Regions from separate parts of the Homo sapiens genome. Here region 2 is linked to region 1. The links are chromatin loops, found by intact Hi-C in ENCODE. Cell type or tissue: heart right ventricle. All regions are shown on one strand. Each heading gives the region's core, and the rest is flanking DNA. Links, peaks and the distances in the headings are about the cores only. Region 1 has its middle 100 kb from the start of TPM1. Region 2 has its middle 42 kb from the start of TPM1.

Region 1 (5,378 bases), core at 115-5,114:
GGCACCAAAAACATGGTGCTTTCCTGCTGCTCAGCACAGCACAGCACAGCACACAGGTGAGGCTGTTGATACGGTTTGGGATGGTGTATTAGTCTGTTCTCACGCTGCTAATAAGGACATGCCTTAGACTGGGTAATTTATAAAGCAAAGAGGTTTAGTTGACTCACAGTTCCACATGGCTGTGGAGGCCTCAAATTATGGCAGAAGCCGAATGAGGAGCAAAGTCACAACATACATGGTGGCAGGCAAAGATAGCGTGTGCAGGGGAACTCCCATTTCTAAAACCATCAGATCTCGTGAGACTTATTCACTATCACAGGAACAGCACAGGAACCTGCCCCCATGATTCAATTACCTCGCACTGGGTCCCTCCCGTGACACATGGGAATTATGGGAGCTAGAATTCAAAATGAGATTTGGGTGAGGACACAGCCAAACCGTATCAGACAGGGAGTATTCTAGAGCCCTGGGGGTGACTGAGAACCCCAAAGAGAAGAGTGGAGTTAGTAAGAAACCTGGCCCTGGGATACTTAGAACAGGGCCAGAAGAGCCTTTCCAGACAATTTTACCCAATTCCTTCAGTGTACAGAGAAGAAAACCCGATTGATGAGATTAAGCCTTTTGCCCAAACTCACAGAGGTAGAAAGTGGCAGAGCTGGGATTAGATCTGGGTCTCCTGGCTGCTGGTTGGGGGCTCTCTAACGTTCCCTAGGGAAGAAGGTTCATGGGAGGAGGGGACCATGTGTGCTGCAGCATCAGGGAAGGCTTCAAAATCATGAAGATGGCTTATATACAAGACACCACTTTACTCAATCCTTTCACCTGCCATCTCCATTGGCTCTCACCCCAACCCTTCCATCAGGTCCTGCGCAAAGCCTCTTAACCACATTCCCCATAACTGGCCAGGTTAACCAGCTTCCATTCTCTGCCCCAAATACAGCAGTTGATGCTCCCAGCTAGCAGCTTATCTATAATACGCCTCCACACTTCTGCTCTCCAAATGAGTAGAACATTTACCAAGAATCAATTATTCATGTTCCCAAATCTATTTATGCCTTGCCACTTACACTTGACACCATGATTATGCAATTTAACCAAAAGGAACATAAACCGAGAAAGAAGAGTGTGGAACAAAAGAAATTGTTGCTTTTTATGTCAAACACATTGCTTTAGGAAAGACTTGATAAAAGTGAATCACTAAGAAACTTGTTGAATGAGGTGTGGACGAGATAACGGTAAAAAAAAAAAGAGAAAGTTTGTATAAATCTAGAAGGATTCTGCACTCGAATTGCTTCAAGAGTACCTTGGGTTCTCTCTTCTTCATTAAAACAGACACTGGAAATTATTAGTGTAGCTTACGCAAAACAGAAAAGTAGAATTTTCTTCACCAGTTTCTTTGAGAAAAGGCCTTTGATCCACATCAAAATAAGGCTGTATGTGTCCTGTTTTATGATTTCTCACCTTGATCAAATTTTTTGGTTAACCAACCAACTACTAGTCCCAATTATATAGGACAAGAGACCTTCCAATGATATAATTTTCGTTTTCAGATGAGTTGTCCATGCTCTGAGCAGCATGTCAAACTCAGAGAGAGGCACACAGGCAGGGATGGGATACAATGGCAGCTGCAAGCATGGGATGCTGTACAGTACCACAGGAGGCATCCCATGGGATGTGGTACTATACTGCATTGGGCCCAAATTCCAGCTCCACTCTAACCAGTGGTGTGGTCTTGGGCAAATCATTTATCCTCTTTGTTGTTGTTGTGTTTGAGACAGGGTCTCCCTCTGTCACCCAGGCTGGAGTGCAGTGGTGCGATCTCAGCTCACTGCAACCCTCCACCTCCCAGGCTCAAGCAATCCTCCCACCTCAGCCTCCCAATTAGCTGGGACTACAGGCATGCACCACCACGCCCAGATAATTTTTTGTATTTTTTGCCACATTGGCCAGGCTGGTCTCAAACTCCTGAGCTCAAGCGATCTGCTGTGCCCTCCTCAGCCTCCCAAAGTGCTGGGATTACAGGCATGAGCCACCGTGCCCGGCCTCATTTGTTCTCTTTAAGTTCAGTTTTCTCACATGTTAAATAATACCTATCTTGGATTATTGTCTAGGTGGAGGGAAATGATGTTGCCTACACCCAGCATGGCGCCAGACCCATTTGAAAATATGAACTTCCTTGTCTGACTCTAAATGAGAAAAGGGGGATGCAATGAGCTTTGGCGGGTGGACTGGGTGTGGATAAGTGGGAAAGACAGATGGCATCCCTCCTCATCAGCAAATTCCAACTCACAGAACAAGGCAGTCTTTGGAGAGAGGCATGTGGTAAGTTATCCTAGGTACACGTTCAGACCCTGTGCCCAGGGACCAAAACAAAAGGTTCCTGGGAGCAGAATGCAAAGGACCACACTCAAGCCGAGTAAAGAGGGCTGCAGGAGTCTGCAAGAGCTGGGAGCTGCCACATGAACTTGCTTTGGGAGAAGTCCATTTGCAGGGGGTTGCACAACCCTGGAGGCTGTGCTCTGTACACCTGGGAAAGCATTGTTAAGTCCTGGGACCTGTAAACTGTTTTCCCTGGTAGTTGAGCCCTGTGACTTCCCCAGCTGCTGAGTCCAGAAATGAGGAGTGCCTTGGCTTCAGTGTCAGAAGCAGCCCCACTCAGTTTCTCAGAACACATCTGTGTGGGTGTCTGACTGTCTCTCTATGTCTCTGTCTCTGCTTCTCTCTCTGTCTCTTGCTGTCATTCTGTCTGTGTCTGTCTCTCTGTGTGTTTCTGTGGCTGAGTCAGATGGAGGAGTCCTCATGTTTCACTGCTTAGCAGTTTTTGTCCTTCCTAGTACCCGTTCCCAGCCCACAAGATGCAGAAAGAGCTGTTGCTAGCGTGAGTTATTTTTGTCAGCTGAGTCACCACGCCAGAAAGCAAGAAATGACCCGCTTTATGTCTGCTCTGAGGAGCTGGAACCAGCTGGGATCTCTGGACCACTGAAAGCCCTGGAACATCGCCCACTTGAGCCCAGCGTCCAGCCCCTAACTGGAGAGAGGCAGCCAAGGACACACTGAAAGGCCCGGCCTGTCCCACCCCTGCCATCAAGGCCTGCCCTGGTGATGAAGACTGTCAGGGGTCACCAGCTCCCATCTGCAGCCTCAGGGCTTTACTCCCTGCTGAGAGGGACTGCTGCTCATTCTGACCGTATCATGGTTAATCCTGCCCCAGTCCTTGGCTGCCTGGCCCATGAGACTGTGTTCCTTCGGGCGAGGGAGCACGCCTGTTTATAGCCCTTTGGCACATATCATAGTGGCTGGGACATAGTAGGTGGTCAATAAGCATTAGCTCTGTTCCCTTCACTGTGGCTCTGCAGGCAAGCCAGCTGCATCTCAGCTCCTCTACCTTTGGCCTCATTCCTGCCTAAAATGCCCTCTCGTTTCCTCCCTGTAGCCACATCCAACCCAGGGTCCTAGCCCTGGCCCCGTCCACACAGCCTGTCCTCCAACCCTGCAACCCCCTAAGATGCTTCCCCTCTGGACCCCACAGCACCTGCTTCCCTTCACTCCCCTGCACCTCCTGAAATCTTAGGCATTTGTGGACATGCATATTTTTCTGGGAAATCTTAAAGGAGTCCTTGGCCCCCAAGAGGTTTAGAACTACTGGGAGGGAATGGGGAAGCCTGGAAGGGTATTGAATGATACATTCCTTTGGTAAGACAGACCTGGCAGGGTACAGGGGGTTCTCTTCCATTTCTTTTGTAGGGCTTCCTCTTTGGGTGGGAAACTTTGAGGAGGCTCCAGGGCTGTGGACTGTCAGGGTGTGCTTTCCCTGTGACAGCATTCAGATAAGATGAGTAGTCTCTGTCTCTGTCTCCCTCTCTATCTGAATAACAAGGCTTGTTGTTTCTGTAGTTTTTCATTTTATTTTTCACATTCTGGACATTTTTAAAGCAGAAATCATTTTAGCTCACCAAGAGTTGAAATTAGAGAGAGAGTGAATCACCTGGTCTCATCTAAAGTAGATAACAAAGCTGAGTTTGGTGAGAGCTGCAGTAAGCCATTTGCTTGGACACCATGCACAGCCGCAAGAAGTGATACCTCTTGTAAATAAATCACCCACTGGCAGCCTCACCTTGGAATATTTATAAGGAAACAGACCTGGGAAGGACAAACTGTAAGTCTAGGCTGCAAAGATTATTGGAAGAAGCACTTTACAGTGTATACAGAAAGTTTGATGCTTGATCACCTACAGGAAGACAGAGGAGAAAGAAAGGAAAGCTGCCAGTTCTATTAGGCAGGGAAATGGTGTATTTCATTTTCAACGGTGGCCTGTCCTTGTGTATATCTGTGAGTCTTTCTCACTACAGGATAGGGAAACATACAGGGAGAGTCTGCCCATCCTCCTTCCTAACCTCCAAGCTTTGGCAAGCCAGCCCAGGGCAGGATGCCTACGATGCCTGAAGGGGTCCCCAAGTTTGCTCCCAAATTACGTCAAAGCCCCAATCTACACCATAGGCCACAGGAAAGCCCAGACTGGCCCCCCTTCTCTGGTTGTAATATTGATGAAGTGCTTTGGGTGAAAGAGGATCTTCCATGGAGAAGAGATACAGCTGGGCCCAGTGAAGTATCCGTGTACATTTACGTCGGTGCAGAGCCAGACGCTGCAAGTGGACTCCCAAGTTCAACGAGCACAGTGTAACCTTAAGCAAGCTGCCGCCTCTATGAGCATCTTCCCTACCTCCACCCCTCCCGCCACTCAATTTGTCTCATCTATTAAATTAAATTCCTCCAGGGACAATGGGGAGTCACACCCATCCCCCCAAGGAAAGCCTCAGGGCACCCCAGGAGTCTTGTGGTATGGCAGAAGGAGCACCGGGAGGGGTGTGGGGAGCACTATGTTGCGTGGCCTTGGAAAGTTGATTCAGACCTCATGGAATCCTCATCAGCCACTGTTCATTCAACAGCCATTTGTGTATTGCATGCATGTCCTATGTGCACCACTGTCATAGGGAGTGGGGGTAAAATGATGCAAAAAGGAAGATCCTAAACCTCCCAGGAATCAAAAATTTGAAAGAACACACATGAGTTAGAGTACAATGAAGTACATTACTGATGGAGAGAGAGAAGGTGCTAGCAGGCTGAGTGGGAGGCAAGTCTCCCAGCCTAAGGGGAGAGGTTGTAATAGGAGGTGGTATCTCAGCTGGTTGCTAAAAGACGAGTAGAGGTGAGCCAGGCCAAAGAGAGGGATGGGAGGCGTGGCTTTCCAGGCAGAGTCCCAGAAGTGGGAAACATCATGGAGAAAATGTGAACATTTTGGTGTTGCTGATGGAAATGGCAAGAAATAAGTCTGCATCTTTAGGCAAGAACAAAATATAAAGGGCCTTGGACCTGTTCAA
Region 2 (5,378 bases), core at 141-5,140, 60 kb after region 1:
GCTAGTCCAGGAGGACTAGCAAGGAGGCATTACCCCCTGTAATTTAGCCTTCTGCAAGGACCTGCTTTACCCACTATCAAATTCTGGCCCAGTTCTGCCTGAGACCAAATTACACCCAGTGTCATCTACTGGACAAGTCTCTACGGTGAAGGAAGTATGGCATCATGGTTGCTTTGTAACTTCCCAAACGTGTCTTCAGAGCTCTGAAACAATGAGCAGGGACCTATTTCCGGCCCTAAATCTCTATAAAGGAAAGGGCCATTACCTCTAGAGCATGCTGGGCAGGTGGGGGCAGGGTGCTAGCAAATGTCCCCTTCCCCTCACCCAAGATTTCTACACCTACCTGCAATCATGCTTTAAACTCCCCTCAACAAAGTCACATTTTTACAACCATACAGAAGTTCAAAGGGCTGTTACCCTGGGCTGGTTAAGTCAACAGGTATTTACTGGTGCTGCAACTCCACACTCTTTAAATATCTCTCTGGCTTTCCACCTGTCACCTCTATTTTGATGACTGCCACATCTGCCTGATGAGCAAGCCTCTTAGCTGTTTCAGGTATTTCCAATTGCCAGCAGGACATTTACGATGGAGAGATATAGTAGATCTTTATTGTAACAGCGAAAGTTCTGGTGTCTGAGTGTCTGCGTTTGGAATCCTGTTCCACCTCTTACTAGCTATGACCTTAACTATTCTTCGCCTCATGTTCTTTATCTGTAAACTGATAATATGAAAGTGCAACCTCATGGGGCTGTGATGAAAGAAAAATACTCATGCCTAAATCTCTACAGCAGTGCCTGGCACACAGTAAGCATGCGATGAAAACGAGCTGTAATTATTACCTCCAGTCAGAAGTTCTACTCCCACCTCAGACTCTTATGTCCAAAACAGAGAGTTGGGCCATTAATTCTGGTCCTGTTCCTCTACTAAGAAGCTCTGGGTGGCACTTACTTAACAGACCAGAAAATGAGGCCCACGGTGACAACATGACGTGCTCAAAGTCACAGAGCAAGCTAAGGAGAAAGCTGGGGTCAGGATTCCTCATCCAGGGCCCTTCTGTCACTTCCTATTGTTACTGGGAAGTGTGGAGTCTTCGGTTTTTAGTCCTTCTGGAGGAAAGAATTTGGCTAAGAGACCAATTAGTAAAGTAAGCAAAAGGAAATAAGAGTAAACTCCAAGAGAGGACTGGGCTCTTCCGGCTGGGAGCAGCCCTGATACTTTTGTATTGCAGTTTTTATTATGCCAGACTGTTTCTTTAAGCTCCTGCCTCCATCTTAACACTCCACCTTTTTCTTTGTTTAGTTTTCTGCTTTTGTTTTAAGTCTCCACTTTTGCTCCCTCCTAGTTTTCACCTAGGTTTGTGGAATTTCCCTCACTGTCATTGATACACTTGTGCAGGGCCAGGTAATCAATACGAACCTTACCTAATGGTGGCCTTGCTCATGTACCGCCACCACAGAAGGGTCACAGGGGGGTTACAACTGTACTTACTGTGCCTGTGGATTTCTTAGGAATATTTTCTTTGCCCTTTTTACCTTTCTATTAATACATAGCTAGCTACATTTTGACAGGTTAACTACAAAATTACAAGACGTCTTAAGGAGCGTTTGGGGGCACTTTTTCTGCATTGGCATTTTCCCTCCTCTCTGTTTATATTTAACATACATGTTTTAAGTAGTCTCTGGAACATAACATTTTCCAAAACTTCCTCCCCAGGGGCTCTCTTTTTTGTTTATGTCTAACTATTCATCTACTCTAACAGTATGTGCCCCCTCGCACCAGCCCAGCCACCCAACAGGAGGCTGCCGGCACCTGCAGAGAGTCCCTGAAGAACAAGTTAGACTTGGTACCAAAATCACCCCAGCCACTTATTGGAAATGTAGATTCCTGGCATCCTCCTATTAGATTCTGACTCAGTAAGTCTAGGGTGGGGCCCCAGATCCACATTTTAACAGGCACAACCAACCCTGTACCCCCACCAACTGGCTTGGATTCAGATGGTACCCACTTTGAAAAGTGCCTCTCAAGGGCGAGTTGACGCATGTGCCTCCACTAGAGATGAAATCCTGAACAGGGCCCAGTGAGGCCCTCTGGCCAGCCCGGGCTGCACGCCTCGCAGACACGCTTGCGGGTGCAGTTACTGGGCATGGCTGCAGTCCCTGAATGGAATTTCAGAAATTTGGTCACATTCTTTCATACTCTCATCCTAGAAAGGAACACCGCCCTTTCAGACAAAGATGCACCTGTACCCCTGCAAAATCAGCAGGACATCCAACCCCAGGATTACCATTCCACTGGACATTGTTTACTGCAATGGGAATTCATCGGGAGCTTGTGGGATTGTGGGTAATCTTATTCATAGCACCTGCCTCCTCTGTGGGTGACCTCATCAAAGGCTCCCGAAGCTTGTTCCCTCTCCCATCCATCCTGCGACTGACACTGAATATTAATACAGCTTCAGAAGCTTCTGTCCTTGCTCTCCTATAGCCAGTGACCATGTGGCCCTATGTTCCTCCCCCTCTCTAATCTGGGCCGTCAGACCCTTTCCAGAGGGAGACAATCAAAGCAGATTGGAAGCTGTTTGAAGAAAGAACAAATAGCTGAAAATCAATTTGCAGAGATAGTAGCAAGAATTACAGTTCTTTTTGTCTGCTTATTAACGGGCTCCAGCTAAGTATCAAATGGGAGAAGAGAATGCATTCCCAACACAGTAAGTGGCTGATTTGGAGATGTTATTAAAAAGAGTTGACAGAATTCATTCAGATTATGACCAATTTAATTTTGGAGGGCTTTAAGGGTTCTGTTTACTTCTCAGCTCATGGCTCTCTTGTGCCCAGAACTTGTACCCCAGGCCTGTGTTCATTCATTTCCATTTCTGAATTATCACAAGGACACGGAGATAACAAGGTCTGGTGACCAGAATATGGCTGTGGGAACTAAGAAATACTGTGATAACTGTCCTACAGCAATCTGGGGTTGGCCTTTGCATCAGCAGTGTGGCTGGCAGCAGGAAACGCATACTGTGAAATCACAGAGAACAAGTTTCATCCCCAGATCTGCTGGTCACTGGCTGTAGGGCCTTGGACAGGTCACTTAAACTATCTGAATCTCGAAGTTCTTATCTGTAAAATGGGCATTCTAACATTGAATTTACAGGGTTATTGTGCTGATCAAAGGGCATAGTTAGCAAATGTCCTTTATTCCAAATGTTGACCAAGATATACAATAAATAGCTGTTATTATTTCTTTTCTCTATTTTCTTCTTGGTAGCACAGAGATAGGAAGTGATTGAGAACTCAATCACTTCTCAACAACAGAAAAGGAATCACTTTCAATATAGTAGAAGGGGAAATGAAATAAAACCTATTCGACTAATCCAGTAGAAGTCAATAAAGCAGGAAAATAAAAAGAGAAGGAAATATAAAACATGTATTTAGAAAACAAAAAGTGGTAGAAGTCGGTCAAATATCAATAATCACAAGAATTATAACAGATTAAACTCATCTGTTAAAGGATAAATTTTCAGATTAGATTTAATTTTTTCATTCATTCATTCAACAAATAATTATTAAGCACCTACTATGCATACTAGGCAGTGGTCTAGGCACTGCAATCCAGCTAAAAGCTATTCTAAAAGACACATTTAAAACCAAAAACAGGAAAGGATCAAAACCAAAAGATTAAGAAAAAATATTCCAGGTAATACTAACTAAAAGAAGTTGATCTTGACAATATTAATTTGAAACAAAATAAGCCTTAAGACAAAAACTTGGCAATAAAAAGGTCTTGATAAAGAACAATTCACCAAAAAAAAAAATATAGTTAACCTGAACCTGTGTAACCTTACAACACAACTTCGAAATATATAAAGCAAAAACCGACAAAAAGATATTATTGACAATGAATAATCAAAGTGGTAGATTTTAATCACTTCTCTCAGAAAGCATTGAATCAGACCAAAAAATTGTGAAGGATACAGCAGAGTCGAACCACAGTTATTTATGAAAACTTGCACCTCAAAAATAAAGAATAAACAGCTATTCAAGTACATACTTACAAGAACTAACCATGTACCCTAGGCCACAAAGAAAATACCAAAAGGCATCAAAGAATTGATATTATACAGATCATATTCACAAACCTCAGTGCAATAAAATTATAACGTCAGTAACCAAAACATTTCCACACAACCCATGTGTTAAGAAAATTTCTGAATGCCCCTCTAAATAATTAATGGGTAAAAGGAAGAATAATCATGGAAATTATAAACTATAACTTAATAACAATAGAATATTATATAGCAAAATAGTAAAGAGTAACATAAATATGGTTACTGTCCCACAGACAACTCCACAGCACAGGGACATCCCAAGACTAAGATACCAGATGGGAACCCTTAAAACTAGGGCAAGTGAACAGAAGAGTTTTAGAAGGGCTGAACAAGACTATCTCTCAAATAGCATTTTTTTTTTTTTTGAAACGGAGTTTTTCTCTTGTTGCCCAGGCTGGAGAGCAATGGCGTGGGCTTGGCTCACCGCAACCTCCACCTCCTGGGTTCAAGCTATATCCTAGTCATCTTCATCTGTGTAGAACCACATACGGTAGGCATTCAGCAAGTCTTTGTGGAGACACCTTTGGGGTCTGCACCCCAATGCTACTTCTTTAACTGGCTGGAGCATTTCAAACCGTGGTCTGCCTGCTATGGCTAGAGGGAAGATACTTACCCTGGTTTTTAGGGGTGTTCCAAAAAAGCTCCCACCATTGCTGGGCCAGAGAGAGCCAGAAAGCCACATTCCTGCCACATCATGCCCCCATCCAAAACACCGCCACAGTGCAATGACACCCCACTGGGGACCACTTTAAATCAGAGCCCAAGATTTATTTATTTATTTATTTATTTATTTATTTATTTATTTATTTATTTTTGAGACAGAGTCTCACTCTGTCACCCAGGCTGGAGTGCAATGGTACGATCTCGGCTCACTGCAACCTCTGCCTACCGCATTCAAGCACTTCTCCTGCCTCGGCCTCCCAAGTAGTTGGAACTACGGGCCCCCACCACCATGCCTGGCTAATTTTTGGATTTTTTAGTACAGACGGGGTTTCACCATGTTGGCCAGGCTGGTCTTGAACTCCTGACCTCAGGCGATCCACCCACCTTGGCCTCCCAAAGTGCTGGGATTACAGGCATGAGCGCAGGATTTTTAATAGATGTCATTTTCCAGTCTGCCCCCTGGAAGTCTGGAAATGTAGAGGTTTGGCCTGAATCCTGTCTGGAAATTGGTGTTCACCTGCTTTTGCAGAAAGGAGTAAGATTTCACTCTGGGCAAGGAAAAACCTCATTAAAGGCTCATTTATCTTCCTGGGGAGCCGTTTGCCT

What was found. A loop is a pair of places that touch in the nucleus more often than their neighbours do. Peaks named below come from ENCODE experiments on the same cell type or tissue, not always from the same donor. Only the 100,000 strongest peaks of a DNase experiment are listed, where the experiment ranks them.
Region 2: it touches region 1 in a loop (2.1-fold over the local background); 5 of 110 quality-filtered maps call a loop at or near these places.

What each region holds. Positions count from the first base shown.
Region 1 is chr15:62,938,036-62,943,413 of GRCh38, forward strand. No RefSeq gene overlaps it. Among named protein-coding and RNA genes, the nearest start is that of TPM1, 100 kb to the right of the region's middle. In heart right ventricle, for the core only: no CTCF peak of the experiment used is centred there; a DNase peak (open chromatin) is centred at 2,946; H3K27ac peaks cover 3,774 bases.
Region 2 is chr15:62,997,963-63,003,340 of GRCh38, forward strand. No RefSeq gene overlaps it. Among named protein-coding and RNA genes, the nearest start is that of TPM1, 42 kb to the right of the region's middle. In heart right ventricle, for the core only: no CTCF peak of the experiment used is centred there; a DNase peak (open chromatin) is centred at 2,962; H3K27ac peaks cover 3,439 bases.